4 separate regions of the Homo sapiens genome follow, and regions 2, 3 and 4 are each linked to region 1. A link is a contact called in ENCODE Hi-C or POLR2A ChIA-PET data. All regions are on one chromosome and are shown on one strand. The core of a region is the stretch at or near the end of the contact, and the rest is flanking DNA. Distances in the headings are between cores, read along the strand shown.

Evidence for each region. A loop is a pair of places that touch in the nucleus more often than their neighbours do. ChIA-PET counts read pairs that join two places held with the same protein, here RNA polymerase II (POLR2A). Pooled maps may share reads with other maps.
Region 2: a loop to region 1 is called in a map of sigmoid colon, with 5 times the contacts of the local background. The contact joins the promoter of TPK1 here to the promoter of TCAF1 in region 1. A Hi-C loop is called at or near these places in 2 of 168 maps with a recorded cell type or tissue (ascending aorta and sigmoid colon), 11 of 37 single-sample maps with no recorded cell type and 18 of 50 pooled maps. POLR2A ChIA-PET finds 5 or more read pairs at or near these places in 1 of 52 experiments (PC-9).
Region 3: a loop to region 1 is called in a map with no recorded cell type, with 4 times the contacts of the local background. The contact joins the enhancer-like site here to the promoter of TCAF1 in region 1. A Hi-C loop is called at or near these places in 3 of 37 single-sample maps with no recorded cell type and 2 of 50 pooled maps.
Region 4: a map of B cell shows a loop between it and region 1 (8-fold over the local background). The contact joins the promoter of CASP2 here to the promoter of TCAF1 in region 1. A Hi-C loop is called at or near these places in 3 of 168 maps with a recorded cell type or tissue (B cell, CD4-positive, alpha-beta T cell and ascending aorta), 2 of 37 single-sample maps with no recorded cell type and 17 of 50 pooled maps. POLR2A ChIA-PET finds 5 or more read pairs at or near these places in 2 of 52 experiments (HepG2 and WTC11).

Annotation. Positions count from the first base shown.
Region 1 is chr7:143,900,018-143,903,869 of GRCh38, forward strand. It overlaps TCAF1 (TRPM8 channel associated factor 1), which reads right to left and starts at 2,159. Exons shown (of 9, transcript NM_014719.3): 1 at 1,944-2,159. LOC105375549 (a long non-coding RNA gene) reads left to right here. Exons shown (of 3, transcript XR_007060574.1): 3 at 1-1,936. RefSeq lists enhancers at 1,127-1,664, 1,340-1,389 and a silencer at 2,180-2,319.
Region 2 is chr7:144,834,803-144,838,654 of GRCh38, forward strand. It overlaps TPK1 (thiamin pyrophosphokinase 1), which reads right to left and starts at 1,251. Exons shown (of 9, transcript NM_022445.4): 1 at 1,165-1,251; 2 at 758-816. The coding sequence starts at 800. RefSeq lists a silencer at 992-1,091 and an enhancer at 1,392-1,461.
Region 3 is chr7:144,811,217-144,815,068 of GRCh38, forward strand. All of the region lies in intron 2 of TPK1 (thiamin pyrophosphokinase 1), which reads right to left. Among named protein-coding and RNA genes, the nearest start is that of TPK1, 23 kb to the right of the region's middle. Within about 2 kb of position 1,860, at least 5 of the 41 ENCODE cell types and tissues checked have a DNase peak (open chromatin) inside an H3K27ac peak, as active enhancers do.
Region 4 is chr7:143,286,446-143,290,297 of GRCh38, forward strand. It overlaps CASP2 (caspase 2), which reads left to right and starts at 1,906. Exons shown (of 11, transcript NM_032982.4): 1 at 1,906-2,084. The coding sequence starts at 2,011. It overlaps TMEM139 (transmembrane protein 139), which reads left to right. Exons shown (of 3, transcript NM_001282876.2): 3 at 1-1,603. The coding sequence ends at 384. RefSeq lists a silencer at 1,533-2,282.

The sequences.
Region 1 (3,852 bases), core at 909-3,408:
ATCCACTGCTGGAGGGAGTGCAAACTGGTTTAACACTTTGGAAAGTTTAGAAATGACCCAATAAAATTGAATACACATAAATCTTATAACTCCGCAATTCTACTCCCAGCTATATACTCTAGGGAAGCTCCCACACAAGTGTACTTGAATATTAGAGGACATGGGCAGGCTTTAAAGTGGCCCCGATAATCCCTGCCTCCAGGTGTTCATGTCCTTGTGTCACCCCCTTCCCTTCAGTGTGAGTTGGGCCTAGGGACTCACTTCTAATGAATATAAAATGGCAAAAATAATGGGATGTCGCTTCTGAGGTTACAGAAAGAATCTGACTTCTGTCTTTCTCTTTTTCTCTGTGGGAGCCTTCTCTCTGGGGGGAGTAAGCTGCCATGTTGCAACCATTCTTTATACAGAGGCCCATGTGGCAAAGAACTGATGTGTACAGCCAGGGTCAGTGAGGCCAATCGGCCTGCCAGCAGTCATGTGAGTAAGCCTGGGAGAGGTCCTCGACCCTACGCCTAGCCTTGAGATGACTGAGGCCCAGTCAATACCTTGATTGTTGATACAGCTTGTGAGAGACCCTGAGTCAGAGACTCCCAGCTAAGCCCCTCCTGGATTCCTGATCACAGAAACTGTAAGATAGGAGGTAACAGGACTTGTTTTGTTTGTTCGCTTTGGTTTGAAGCTGCTAGGTGTTGGGGTAATTTGTTACATAGCTTATAGATAAATCATACACCTCCAAAAGTAGAAACAATCCAATGTCCATCAGCAGTAGAATGGATAAATTATGTACATTTACACCTTAAATGACGAAAACGAAAATGGAAGGAAGCATGAAAGATGAATCTATAAAACTTAAGAATACGTACAGGATAATGTCATTAATATAATGTCATTATAATGAGAAAGCCAATACATATGTTTTAGGAATACACACACAAATATGGTAAAACTAAAAAGAAAAGCAAGGGATTCATTAAATTAAGACAAAAATCACGAAAGATGTCACATCTCAGAGAATGGAGGAGAATGGACCATGGGCATCAGTTGGGACTCATGGGCTTCTAAGGTACTGTGACGCCCTATTTCTTGACCCAAGGAGATGGTCAGGCATTCGTTTCATTATTTTTTAGACCATTCTGAGATATTTCATTTACTTTTTATTCAACATTTTAAAACAAAGTATTGAAACCAATTCATCAACAAATCACTAGTTTGGAGGATGAAAGTGATGGACCGATGGTTGGCTGGTCAGCTAGACAGACACATTCTGTCCTTTACGTCTAGTTCGAGCTGTACTTCTTCTAAATTTCCATGATTATCCAATTGGCAAAGATCTTTTTCTCCTGTACTTAAGGCCTTCTTCCGTTGCAGGTTGGGCCAAACTAGCGGCCAGCTCTCGGCTGTTTACCAGGGAACTGTATCACCCAGCACTTGCTGCTTCAGGCCAAATGCATTCCAGACTAACATTCAGCCTGAATCCCCGCGCCGCTCTCACCGCCACCCCTCCCCAGGTCCCTTCCCCCACCACAAACCCACACTGCGCCCGTGGGCGCCTAGAGCACTGGGGTGGATGAGAACTTCCACCTGGGCTTAACGGAGACAAGCTAGCCTAGAAGAATGCAAGCCCCCAGCTGGCGAGATCAAATCGCCTCGAGGGTTCCTGCTAGCTCAGATCTTAATGGCTCCTTGCGGAGCAAAAAACAAATCCTACGAAAATAGGGGGGGTCATCGCCTCCTGCCCAGCAGAGGGCATAACAATGCGGCGAGAATGAAATAGGCACCGAGCTGCAGAGAAAAATCATCAACGGGGTAGAGACGAAGGAAGGGATCCTCGGTGGAACGGCTCTATCACCTGGGGGCGCGCGCAGAGGCCGCAATCCACGCCCGGCCCTCCCCAGACGCTAAACGTCGCACCCCGCCCACCGCTCCCCGCCCCGGACACTAACCCGGGGCCCAGGCCTCGGTCACCGCGGGCCTCTCCTGGTCCAGAGTCTACGCTGAACCCCACTCACTGTTTGCCCCGCTGTTCCCTGCAGCGCGGGTTCGGGGCAGTAGCAACCTGCTAGGAGCGGGAGGCGGTTGTTCCCAGGAGGAAGCAGCTTCTCCGCCCAGGAGGCAAAGGGCAGCGGGCTCGAAACTACAGGACTTGGAAAGTCTTAGGCGGAGACTGCGGGGGTGGGGGGTGGTGAGGAGGGGCCTTCCAGGGAGCTGATTGGTCGACGCGGACGGGGGCGGGACTTGGCCGGCGCCGTCCCTCCCCTAGACCTCAGAGGCCCTGCCCGCAGATGTGGCGCCAAATCCCGGATGCAGGCCTAGGCGCCAGCCCAGGAATATAGGGAGCAAATTGTTAAGAACAAAACAAAACAAAACAAAAGTGAGAATACTTCTGAACAAGTGACGGCCTTGATAAATAGCGAGAGATGTTTATATAAAATAATACAGGACTATTTTTAAGGACGAGTGAAATCTATCGGTTCTAGCTATAGTTTTTAATTAAAAAAGCAAGTTGTATTAAAATGGAGAGTAGGATCTCTCTTTCCCCCTCCCCTCCCCTCCCCTCCCCTCCCCTCCCCTCCCCTCCCCTCCAGGGGGAGGGTCTGCTTCTGCCACCCAGGCTGGAGTGCAGTGGTGCCATCACAGCTCACTGCAGCTTCAACCTCCCAGGCTCAAGCGATCCTTCCACCTCAGAGGCTGGGACCACAAGTGCGCCGCCACCACGCCCAGCTAACTTTTTGATTTTTTGTTAGAGACAGGGTTTTACTTTGTTGCCCAGGCTGGTCTCGAACGCCAGGGCTCAAGTGATCCTCCCGCCTCGGCCTCCCAAAGTGCTGGGATCACAGGCCTGAGCCACTGCATCAGCTTTAGCATTACATTCGTGTATGAAGAAGACATGCTGCATGTGCTTCTATAAGAGGCGGGGCTAACGGTGGAGAAATTGTCTATTGATTCTTACCTTCACAACCACTGAATTGTTTTTTTTTAAACCAATACATTGTTTTTATAAGTTTAATAAAACAGTAAGGCGTTGAGAATGTTACTAACCAATCAACAGATGACAGATATTGGGCATGAGGGAGGAAAGAAAGAAAGGAGTAGCAGGGAAAAAGCCTGGACTTTGAAGCCACCACATCCTCTGCTTACAAGTTGGGCAGTGTATTCATTGCTAAGGCTGCTGTGATAAATTTTCACACATTTAGTGGCTTAAAACAACACAGATTTACTACTATCTTCCAGGACTGTAGGTCCTGGAAGTCCAGCACAGGTCTCACTGGGCTATCATCCAGGTGTAGGCAGGGATGTGTTTCTCTTTGCAGGATCTAGGGACAAATCTATTTTCCTTGCTTTTTCCAGCTTCCAGAGGCTCCCGCATTCCCTGGCTTGCAGCCCTTTCCTTCATCTTCAAAGTCAGCAATCTCATGGCTCCAGCCTCTGCTTCTGTGTCACATCTCCTTCTTTGAGTCTCCTGCTTCCTTCTTTCACTTAGAAGGACCTTGTGATTACATTGTGCCTATCCAGATAATCTAGATAATTTCCCATCTCAAGGTCAGCTAATTAGCAGCCTTCATTCTGTCTGCAACCTTAATTCTCCCTTGCCATGTAGCATTGCGTATCACAAATTCTGGGAATTAGGATCTGGACATCTGTATTAATCCATTTTCACACTGCAGATAAAGACATTCCCCAGACTGGGCAATTTACAAAAGAAAGAGGTTTAATTGGACTCACAGTTTCACGTGGTTGGGGAGGCCTCACAATCATGGCAGAAGGCAAGGAGAAGCAAGTCACATCTTATGTGGATGGCGGCAGGCAAAGAGACAGCTTGTTCAGGGAAACTGCCGTTTTTAAAACCATCGG
Region 2 (3,852 bases), core at 1-2,500, 930 kb after region 1:
GCCAGCCCATTCACCAGATGAGGCAAAAACCCAAGATAAATATCTGAGCAAGTCACGTAGACTGGGGCCCCCGAGCCCCAATACCAAGCGCCCCTTTATAAGCTCTTACATTTTGTCCAAATTTGAAATGGTTTCGTTAAGGCAGAAGCTTGGACTACTTCCCCATTGCTAGCTTTGGAAAGTAGTCACTTTCCTTTCCGGGCCCTTCGTCCTTGTTGATTGGCTCTGCAAGCAGCGAGCAGCCCAGCCTGAACTCGGTTACACAGTAATTTCAAATCTTAGAAGAATAAAATATCCTGAGTGTTATATAGATTTAAAACACTTGATATAATCATTTGCCAATCTTTTATTAGATAAGCTCGGGGCACTTTCAATGGATTAAAAATGCATCACGGTCAGGCAACGATGACCGTCCTTAATGCCTGCAATGTCTAATGTTCCGCTATGTTCCAGATTTGTTCGCGCTGTTGGTGGAGGCGCAACAGCCGGGAAGCGCTTACTGGGCTCCACACGGACTACACACACTGTATCTTGTCATTTCGTCCTCACAGCAAGGACTGATACGTAAGCTCATTTTTCAGATGAGGAAAATGAGACCGGCGAGAGGCTGATATGCTTAGCGGTACAGAGCTAGGAAATCAGGGACAGAACCCAGGCTGGAAGTCACGCTGGCTCTAGAGCCCCGTCCTTTCGACCTGTTCCCGTCGCTGGGGAGGGGCACGTCAGTGACACTAAACCGTGGAAAGAAATACAGTACCAGTGGAAAGCAGGGGCTCCAACGGGGTAAAGGCATGCTCCATAACGGATTATTGGCCTCTGCATTAAAAAAAAAAAAGTGAAGTTAGACTCTCAGTTTTAATTAAACATCGCGCAGAACCAACAGCACGGGAGCCGCCTGAACCTGGCACTCGGCAGCGGCGCGCTCCGGGACCCAGGAGCCAGCTGAGCTGCGGCGCAGCACCCGGCGCTGGGGACCCGCCACGGCTCGCCTACAGCACCGCCGCGGGCGGGGGCCCCCGGAGACCGGCCGCGCGGGCCGCTATGAGGTCCGAGGGGTTGCCCCTGCCGCCTCTCTCCGCGAACCCATCACCATCCGGGAACCTGGGGAGCGAGAGGCGGCCGCCCCCTTCCGCGGCCCGCGCGCCCGGCAGCAGTCGCACTTACACAATGGCTGGTAGGAGCCACAGACTGGAGATCGCAGGCTGCGGGAGCTACGGCGATCGACCGCTCGGCGCTCGGCTGAGGAGCCTTGGCGCGCGGTCCTCGCTCGCAGGTTTTAGCCCCCGGGACGCGAGGTGGCCCCGCCCGCTTCCGGGAGCCGGAGGCAAGTGGGAGCCGCGCCCTGTGCTCTGCGTCCGGCACTACCCACCTCAAGTCTCCAAGGCTTCGTTTTCTGGGCTGGTTCTGCTAGCTGTAGTACTGCTGCCGGGCCCTCTGCACTCAGCTTTAACAAGGAGGCCATTTGCTTCAAACTAAGTGGCGAATTCCCTATCACCCATGCTTGACCTAGCTTCCAAGCCAAACTTACTTTCCACTGTGCTGCTTCTAGTCCTGCTACCGGTGTCCTCCCTGAGCCGTCGGGTTAAAAGCTTTCCTTCCTGGCCGGGTGCGGTGACTCACGCCTGTAATCCCAGCAGTTTGGGAGGCCGAGGCGGACGGATCATGAGGTCAGAAGTTCGAGACCAGCCTGGCCAGCATGGTGAAACCTCGTCTCTACTAAAAATACAAAAAATTAGCCGGGCATGGTGGCGCGCGCCTGTAGGCCCAGCTACTCGGGAGGCCGAGGCAGGAGAATCGCTTGAACCCGGGAGGCCGGAGGTTGCAGTGAGCCAAGATCACACCAGTGCACTCCAGTCTGGGCGACAAAGCGAGACTCCATCTCAAAGAAAAAAAAAAAGCTTTCTTTAGGGAACACTCCGTTAAGAGCTTTCCTTACTTTGCTTTGTGGAAACAGAATGTTTTTGTTGGAAGAAACTTTAAGCCACCTATCTGCAGCTGCAGAGCGTCACTGTTGCAATACAGGCTTTTCCAATAGTGAGCGAACCTAATCTCCCTCTACCCTCTTAAGGTTTCCACCTGGGCCTAAGAGGTTAAATTGACTTAAGACAGTTTAACAGGGGAAAAGCTTACAGCTATGTGCATGGGAGTCCACAAGAAAAGACCCAAAGAAGGAGGAAGCCTAAATGCTTATATACGGGTTTAGCTACAACAAATTTCAAAAGTCCATGTTTAAATATGACCTTAATGAACCTAAAAGACAATTGGGGTACAAGGAAACTATCTGCACATGTAATAGACAAGTGGTTGCCATGTGTTTATCCTATGAAGAGCTGTTACCAGTTGATGTGTCCAGGTTCTTGGCGTCTTGAACAAAGAATTGGACAAAACGCACAAAGCAAGGAAAGAATGAAGCAAAAACAGAGATTTATTGAAGATGAAAGTACACCCCATAGGTTGGGAGCGCCCGAGGATAGGGGCTCAAGAGTGCCGTTAGAGAATGTTCTGGGGTTTAAATGCCAGCTAGAGGTTTCCATTGGTTACTTGGCTTATGCCCTATGTAAATGAAGAGGATGAAGTAAATTTTAAAGTCATTTACTGGATATAAGCCCTGTGTAAATGGAGAGGATGTTTCCTGTCATTGCTGAAGTACTGCAATTTGATTTAGTTCCAGGAAGTCAGCATGAATCGGCCTTAACATTCCCTGCCTCCAGACCCTATTCTGCCTCAGAACTACATGTCCATTAGTAAAAGGCAAACCAGAAAAATTATGACCAAGGATATAAACAGGCAAGGCAAATTATAGAAGGTAGTCAAATGGCAAAAACACATCACCAATATTCAGAACGAAATCTTGAACAATGAATTCAATGGCAGATTGTAACCAATTTTTTAAGCAGTAATAAAAATTTACACTTACTGATCAATTATTATGTTCCAGTCAGTGTTGAGGTCTTTTATATTTTATTTAATTACCCTAAAATGTAGGCTCCAGGAAAACAAGGACCAAAATTTAGTTGTTGGCCCTTGAATCCTCACTCTAGCACAGTTTACTTGTTAATGATTTGTCTCCCCCTACTAGAGAGCTAGCTCTCTAAGGGCAGGAGCCTTGTCTATTTCCTTCCCTGCTATTTCTCCAGCCACACAGTGTGTCTCACCAAGATAAGTTCAGTAAATGTGAAATAAATTAACAAATAATGGGAAAAAAATGGAGAATTATGGTACTTCATACCAGGAATTACAGGCATACCTCCTTTTATTGTGTTTAGCTTTATTGTGCTTTACAGATACCGCTTTTACAAATTGAAAGTTTGTGGCAAGCCTGCATCAAGCAGGTCTATCTGCAACATTTTTCCGAAAGCGTGTACCTGCTTCGTGTCTCTGCGTCATATTTTGGTAATTTTCACAATACTTCAAATATTTCCATTAATATATTCATTACAATCTGTGATTAGTGATTCTTAATGTTACTCTTGTCATTGTTTTGGGGTGCCACCAGCCATGCCCTTATAAGACGGCAAACTTAATAGATCAATGTTGTGTGTTTCTTACTGCCCCGGGACCAGTACATTCTCCTGTTTCTCTCTCCCCGTGGGCCTCCCTATTCCCTAAGACACGACAGTATTGAAATTAGGCCATTTTATATTCCTACAATGGCCTCTAAGTGTTTAAGTGAAAGGAAGAACTGCATGTGTCTCACTTTAAATCAAAAGCTAGAAATGATCAAGATTAGTGAGAAAGTTTTGTCAAAAGAAAGCTAGGCTTTTTGTATCAGTTAGCCAAGTTGTGAATGCAAAGCAAAAGTTCTTTAAGAAAACTGAAAGTGCTACTCCACTAAACACATGAATGATAAGA
Region 3 (3,852 bases), core at 610-3,109, 910 kb after region 1:
TACAATTGCAGCGATTGTGATGGCTTTTATTAGTATTATATTTCAACAGTTTGTTGCTTTTCACATTCTCTTAACTGTTCTGCAAGAGGCTTATTAAAAAGATTCAGTGACAAATGCCAAGATATTCTGCTATATCTGTAATTATATTAAATAAAATACCCACTACTTTTTCACTAAAAAAAATATTTCTTCAACACGTTGGCTACTTTCTACTGAGTCAAAGCAGGAGTCCTGAGTGACCTATGATCAACTCAGACCACCATGCCTGAATTCTTTAGTTAACAACCACTCTCCATGATACACTTTATCATACTTCTTGCCTTCACTGCCCTTTTATCAGAGGAAACAAATCGGATTTCATCACCTACAGCCAAGATGTCCAAAATCCCTAACTACTTCCTGTGACCAGAAAAAAAAAAAAGTATGCTTCACTAGACTGGGCACACTGCTGGTCCTCCCCTTTGTCCCACTCTGTAAGGCAAGCTAGCGTCACAGGCTTCTTGCCTGAAAATCAATATAAGTTAATCCAACCACCCATCCAGTTCAATCTCTCCCAAGAAGGCCTTGAAGACTAATGTTCCAACACCTCAAAAATAGGAAGATTATAAAAAGGCAGAATAACAATAGAGGAGTATCCTTCCTACAAGGACAAAGATGTGCTGGGCAAAATCTAGAGAAAAGAAATGCCAAATCTGAATTTCGACAGCCATTTCAACCTGAAATTAATGTTATGACATCCAGAGCACAGCCAAAAATTATAGTCGGAATAAGCCACACAAAAACTGTAGCTATGAGATCACTGTTGAACTAAGCCAAAGCTTCCTTTATATAGCATCCACATCCCAGTATTGTTTCTCTTTACAGCAAAGAAATCTTGTACTCTCAAGAGCTGACCACAGCATTATCGAAATAGCCTTACATAGAGGCAAGTTTGGGGAAAAAAAAGGTAAAGGAAATTTAAAGTTTATAGCTTCAGAAGAAACTCTCTACCACCATTTTGTTGGATGGAAGAAACATGCCAGAGATAAAAAACCAGGAAACCTTTAATTTAGAGTAATTCAGCCTATTTTTCATCCCTTGGAAACGTTACCATTTCTATGTAGAGTATGGGCATTCAACAGCATAGAATTCAGCTCTGCAGGAATTCACATTTTAAAACATCATTTTTTAAACCAACTGGATACATGAGAACTTTCAATAAAAATATAATAAACTTTAAAATCTTGGCATGTGCAAACTATCAGATCAGCTGCCTAGAATTCAAGCTCGCATAAAGACTGAATACACCTGAAATTACATGTGTAGGATAGTAATGGTTACAGCCCACAAGAATTATTTGTATCATTCTACCACGAGTTTGACAGTGTTGCCATTAAAAAAGGAGAAGAATTGCTTTTCAACCCTCAGTGAAAATTTAGCCTGTTATCACTATGTGAGATTCTGACATTACGGGAAAGAAGAACAGCTCTTCTGAAAATTAGTCCTTATTTTAAAAGCTTAAGATACTGAACAAAGATAAAAGAAATTAAAGTAATTCTCAAAGAAAAAACTGTCAATATATTCCAAGCTTCTTCAAGAACACAGAGATTTCAGTTTCACATTATAATTAGCTTTCACAATTGAAACTTAGAATTGCTCATGCACAATGACTACGTGAAGGAATAAAGAAAAACTAAAATATTATAATGCAGCCTGTGATTTACTGGGAAAGTAGAGCTTTAATACATGAAGTGAGGCTCAAAGAAAAATGGGCTGGAATATATAATACAGGCAACCAACCAGGTTTAGAACCCACATATTTAAAGGGCCACAGCTTCTGTCATGCTTGGAACCTGGGGACACTTCCTCCACTGCCTTAACAACCTGTTACCACTGCCACTTCCGGAGTCTCAATCTCACACTTCCTGCCAAAAATTCAGAAGCCAGGAAGCATATCTGATTGCCAAAAGTTCTAAAATCCTGCTACATTATGCATTGAGTGAGTTTTATAAGGCAGTCTAAGACCTTAACCAACATTGTAATTTCATTTCCATGAGAAAATATATTCTGAGTTTAAAACTACAAACACAACAGAGACTTTGGATAAAACTGTCTGCGCACATTTAAACTTAATTAGAGCTAATCAGCATAGCTAATAAATTTCTTTTACTAAGGTAAACCTGACACTTTCCAGGCTCAACCATTCACCATTAACTTTAAAAAACAAATTAAACCAAGCAAGTATCTTATCTTCAACTATGCACAAAGGCCAAAAACTGACTTAAAATTCACAGGACCTGCATACAACAACTTAAAAAATGCGCATGACCCACAGCCCTTTCTCGTATGCTATTACACGGCAGAATAAAGCATTTAGCACATATTACCACGAATCCTATATTGATGACATAACGGTAATTGGTTTTGGATTCATTTCCGTGTTTTCAAACACCTTCTAGTTTTGCCAAAAACAGAGTGAACATATTCCTATAAGTAATTTATTGACAGAATCCTGTATTTTAAAACCGACTATTCGTCAAAGATTCTGTGATGAGGTAGGGCTAAAATAGGGCAGGTGGTGGTTTGGACAAAGGGACAATTTATATTACAAGTGACTTTGAGAACTTTTTATATATATCATATATATCTTCATTCCATTTTAATAACCTGTTTTGAGGACTTCTTTAGTTCCCTGTATTTATATCTCAATACACAAATCCTTAAGATCCAGGGCACATTGAAAGGAAGCTTCAAAGACAGGAAAAGTAAAAAAAAAATCTAAAAGGCTGAGAAGAGGGAAAAGGGAAAGGGGAGAAGGCCAGGAATAATCTGTAATCAATCTTTTTTATTTTTGTATTAATACTGCTTACTGTAACTTATAAGGTGCAGGTAGCCATTCCAGGTCCAATTTCAAGTTATATCGCTAAACTAATGAAAAAACTTTTTTATAACTTTTCTGAGATCCCATTTTGTCCTCTTTAAGTGAACCCTTAATTAGACCTAACTTTGATGAACTCAAACCAGCAATTAATACTTCCTAGACCCACTGACTTTTGTTACTTGTTAAATCCTCCTGAGACATACATTAAAACCTGATGTTTTTAGTAGCCATAGCACTAACACAAAGTAATGAATATATTTACATTTTCATTATACCTTGACAGCATTTTTTCCTAAATAGATTATTTATTTAACATATTATAAACTGTAATATGCACTGAAATTTTTCAGTAAGCAGGCTATTTATATAACATTCACCCAGATGCTATCTAATGCAGTTGACTAGAATAACACTGTGTAGACAGCCATTCTTCTATGAGTTATGGCTCACATAAAAAATATTCCAGCAAATATAACTGCTATTGTTTTTAAACTCCTTTAAATACGCAATCACTACCTCTCTTCCTACAATGGCTTTCCAGGTCAAATATCTTTTTTTTTAAGTCTAAAATCCTGTCATAGTGTTACCTTCTCCAAGTTCCAATTTCCTCCCATTCTATCATAACCTTCATTCATTTGGCATTCAGTCACTACCATGTACCATCTAAATTAGAAGCTCTACAAAAGACAAAATCTCTTGGGCTCCAAGGTTTTCTACATGCTAGCCTTCATTTCTGTTTTTTAATAAGGTTATCCATACATCATCAGTAGAAAATCTTCCCCAACCTTTTACAAACTCAGCCTTATCTAGAAAACAATAGAACAGTAATTCAGCCACTATAAGAAAGATTTAATGGATTATACTGTTAACATTCTATAAGAATACTAGACCATTCTACTAAAAAACCTTTAAAGTAAAAACAGGCAGGTTACCTAATTATTTTAAAACAACTGGTGAAAGGGATATGGCTGAAAATACACGTATCATTCTCA
Region 4 (3,852 bases), core at 656-3,155, 610 kb before region 1:
CCAGTCTATGAAGAGGCCGTGGTGGGACTAGAATCCCAGTGCCGCCCCCAAGAGTTGGACCAACCACCCCCCTACAGCACTGTTGTGATACCCCCAGCACCTGAGGAGGAACAACCTAGCCATCCAGAGGGGTCCAGGAGAGCCAAACTGGAACAGAGGCGAATGGCCTCAGAGGGGTCCATGGCCCAGGAAGGAAGCCCTGGAAGAGCTCCAATCAACCTTCGGCTTCGGGGACCACGGGCTGTGTCCACTGCTCCTGATCTGCAGAGCTTGGCGGCAGTCCCCACATTAGAGCCTCTGACTCCACCCCCTGCCTATGATGTCTGCTTTGGTCACCCTGATGATGATAGTGTTTTTTATGAGGACAACTGGGCACCCCCTTAAATGACTCTCCCAAGATTTCTCTTCTCTCCACACCAGACCTCGTTCATTTGACTAACATTTTCCAGCGCCTACTATGTGTCAGAAACAAGTGTTTCTGCCTGGACATCATAAATGGGGACTTGGACCCTGAGGAGAGTCAGGCCACGGTAAGCCCTTCCCAGCTGAGATATGGGTGGCATAATTTGAGTCTTCTGGCAACATTTGGTGACCTACCCCATATCCAATATTTCCAGCGTTAGATTGAGGATGAGGTAGGGAGGTGATCCAGAGAAGGCGGAGAAGGAAGAAGTAACCTCTGAGTGGCGGCTATTGCTTCTGTTCCAGGTGCTGTTCGAGCTGTTAGAACCCTTAGGCTTGACAGCTTTGTGAGTTATTATTGAAAAATGAGGATTCCAAGAGTCAGAGGAGTTTGATAATGTGCACGAGGGCACACTGCTAGTAAATAACATTAAAATAACTGGAATGAACTCCTGATCCCAAAGCCTATTGTGTTTTCAACACAAGGTAATAGGAAGCCAAGCAACTTGCATGTCTCCCAATCCCTGTCTAGGGACAGCTGCTGGTGCAGGATGGAAGACTTCCTATAAACAGAATGGGCGACCAATTGTGTCTACAGAGGGGGTGGGCTGAGCATGGGCACGCATGTCCCCAGCCTCCTGGACGAGCAAAGTCAGTCAAAGCGCTGGTGATCCCTGCTCCGCGTGCGTAGCAGTGTCTGTGCCTCTCCTGCCCAGGGGCTAGAGAGCAGTCTCCAGTGCAGGGTCCCCATCCTATCTGAAAACAGTGGAGTCAGTGACCCCAGGTGGAGGGACTTCCAGTTTTAACAATGGGTTGGTATGAAGGCCAGAAGGAGTGAAACATGTGAACTTTCTGGCGAGGAGACTCCCTCTTGAATCATCCATATGTAGCCCCGGGGTCACTTGCGAAGAGTCTCTAACAGCTTCTGCCTCACTCCTAAGCTCTGACCGCTAGGCTTTCACCCCAGCCGCCGGTCCTGATTCCTGAGATCCCAATATTGAGCACCAGGTTTCCTGGAATTGTGTGCTGCGGCTGTGATGTAGGTTTCGGTCGCTGGAAGCTGCTAAACCATAGCTGACGCCCCCTCCTAAGCCAGCCTTCCTTCCCCGCGCGGGCATCTGTCCAGGGCCTTGTCGCGCTCTCAGTCTCCTTCGCAGCCTGGCCCCAACCGTTCAACTTCAATAAAGCAAAACTCCAGCCACGCCCGTCTCCGTGAAGTTATCGCCATAGGCCGGCCAGGGGGCGCGAGAGGCACCGGGGTGATTTCCGCGGGAATCGATAACCAATCGGATTCCCAGGCCGAACGGAGCACACCCGCCCGCCCTCGCTCTTTCCCCGCCCTTTGCCCCGCCCCGCTCCTTCCCCTCCTTTTGTCTGTCCGCCGAGCACCCCACTTCACCCCATTGGACCGCGCGGCCGCCGCTAGAGCTCTGCGCCTGCGCACGCACCGGGCCGGGGACTGGGTGGCCTGGTGTGTGGGCGCGGCAGGGCGCAGGCGCAGGCGCAGTGTGCGTCCGCGTCTGAGGGGAGGGATGTGGGGGAAGCGACGGCCCCCGGTTTGTTTGGGCTGTGGGCGGTGCGCAGCGGAGAGCCCGGGAAAAGCGGGAAATGGCGGCGCCGAGCGCGGGGTCTTGGTCCACCTTCCAGCACAAGGAGCTGATGGCCGCTGACAGGGGACGCAGGTAAGTAGGGAACGGTCTTAGGGCTCCTTAGGGGAGCCCAGGGAAGGGGAGCGTGGCCCCCAGGCGTGCGGCCCTGCAGCCCCCTCCCCTCGGAGCCCCGGAAAGCAGCCGTGTCCGCGCTTCCTGCCAAGGGTGGGACGCCCGCCCGAGCCGCTCCGAGCCTGACTCCGCGCAAGGGCCCGCGGGCGGACCTCTTGGCCTTGTCTCTCGTGGGAAAAGACTGCCCCAGCCTCCCTTTGTTCAACCCACGAGGGTTCTAAAGGGGAGGTCTTTGCAGTCCTGCCCGCTCTTGGGTTCTCTTGAAGATTCTTCATCCTTTCCTCTGGCTCCCTTATGAGGGAAACTATAAAAAGACCATACTCTGTCTCCTTAAAAATCGACGAGACCTTCTGCAGACCTCGGTGCTCTGCCTGATGTGCATTTGATTTGTATCGATTGTATCATGATCTGCATGGCTTTGCATAGAATGACCAGATTTTCAAAGAAGTCAATACAGGGTTTGGAAATTGAGTACTTTTGGCAGAACAAGGGGGTTCCTGTGGCTCCGAGTGTCCATGCCTCTGCCCCGGTCATTCCATTTCATGGCAGTCATCACCCAGGAGAACATTGTAATGCCTCCTGCTCGAGACTGAAGATTAAGGTCTTCGCAAAGGGAACCTGCAGAAGGACACAGAATTAAGACGTAGGAACTCCGTGGTGCCCTTCGCCCCTCCTCCCCTTCCAGTTGTGTCCTGAAATTCTAAATGATTGGAAACTTTTATAATGTTCACGTTTAAGACTCTCATACTACAGAGTAGAGGAAGGAGCGGGTGTGCAGAGGGGGTGATGCTTCAGATTAAAACTAAAGAGTTGATTGAAAATTCAAGTCTGGAACTCGAGAGAGTTAAGAACTATAAGTCAGTAAGTTGCAAGTATGGGTGAGATTGTCTAGGGAAAGGCTCTTTGAAGGGGCGTCCCTAATGGAATATCAATATTAAGGGCAGGCCAAAGGCCCTCTAAAGAAAACAGGAACTGGGTAGGCAGAGAGAAGACTCCCAAAGAATGCTGTCATGGAAACCAGAGGAAGAGAACGATTTAAGGAGCGAATACTACTGGTAAACTAATGGAAGAAATCTGCTGCACCACTGGTTAGTATCCCAGCTGCAGTGTTATATGTGATCGTTATTACTGCTTTGACGTATTCGAAAGTGATTCATTCTTAAATAGGTTTTTTTATTTGTATAGCTCTTTTTCTTGTAGCCAGTTTTTCCTGAAAGTCTTGGGTAATGGAAATATTACAGTAAAAAGAAGAAAAAATGGAGTTTCAGACTCATTTTTCCAAACCTCAGATTCATTGGCTGCTTCCAACCCACTTCATCTGTTTTAGGATCCCACCTGCTATCTTAGTTCTCCCAGTTCTTCCAGGACCCAGCTCTTCCCTCTTCTAACTATAAATCTCTCACCCAATAGCATCTGCAAGCCAAGTGCATCCATTCCATAGATGTGTGGTATTTCACTGACTCTAAGATACACATTTTTTCCCTCCCTTTTTTTTTTTTTTTTTTTTTTTGGACGGAGTCTTTGCTGTGTCACCCAGGCTGGAGTGCAGTGGAATGATCTCAGCTCACTGCAACCTCCATCTCCAAGGTTCAAGCGATTCTCCTGTCTCAGCCTCCCGAGTAGCTAGGACTACAGGCATGCAGCACCACACTCGGCTAATTTTTTGTATTTTTAGTAGAGACAGGGTTTCACCATGTTGGCCAGGCTGGTCTTGAACTCCTGACCTCAG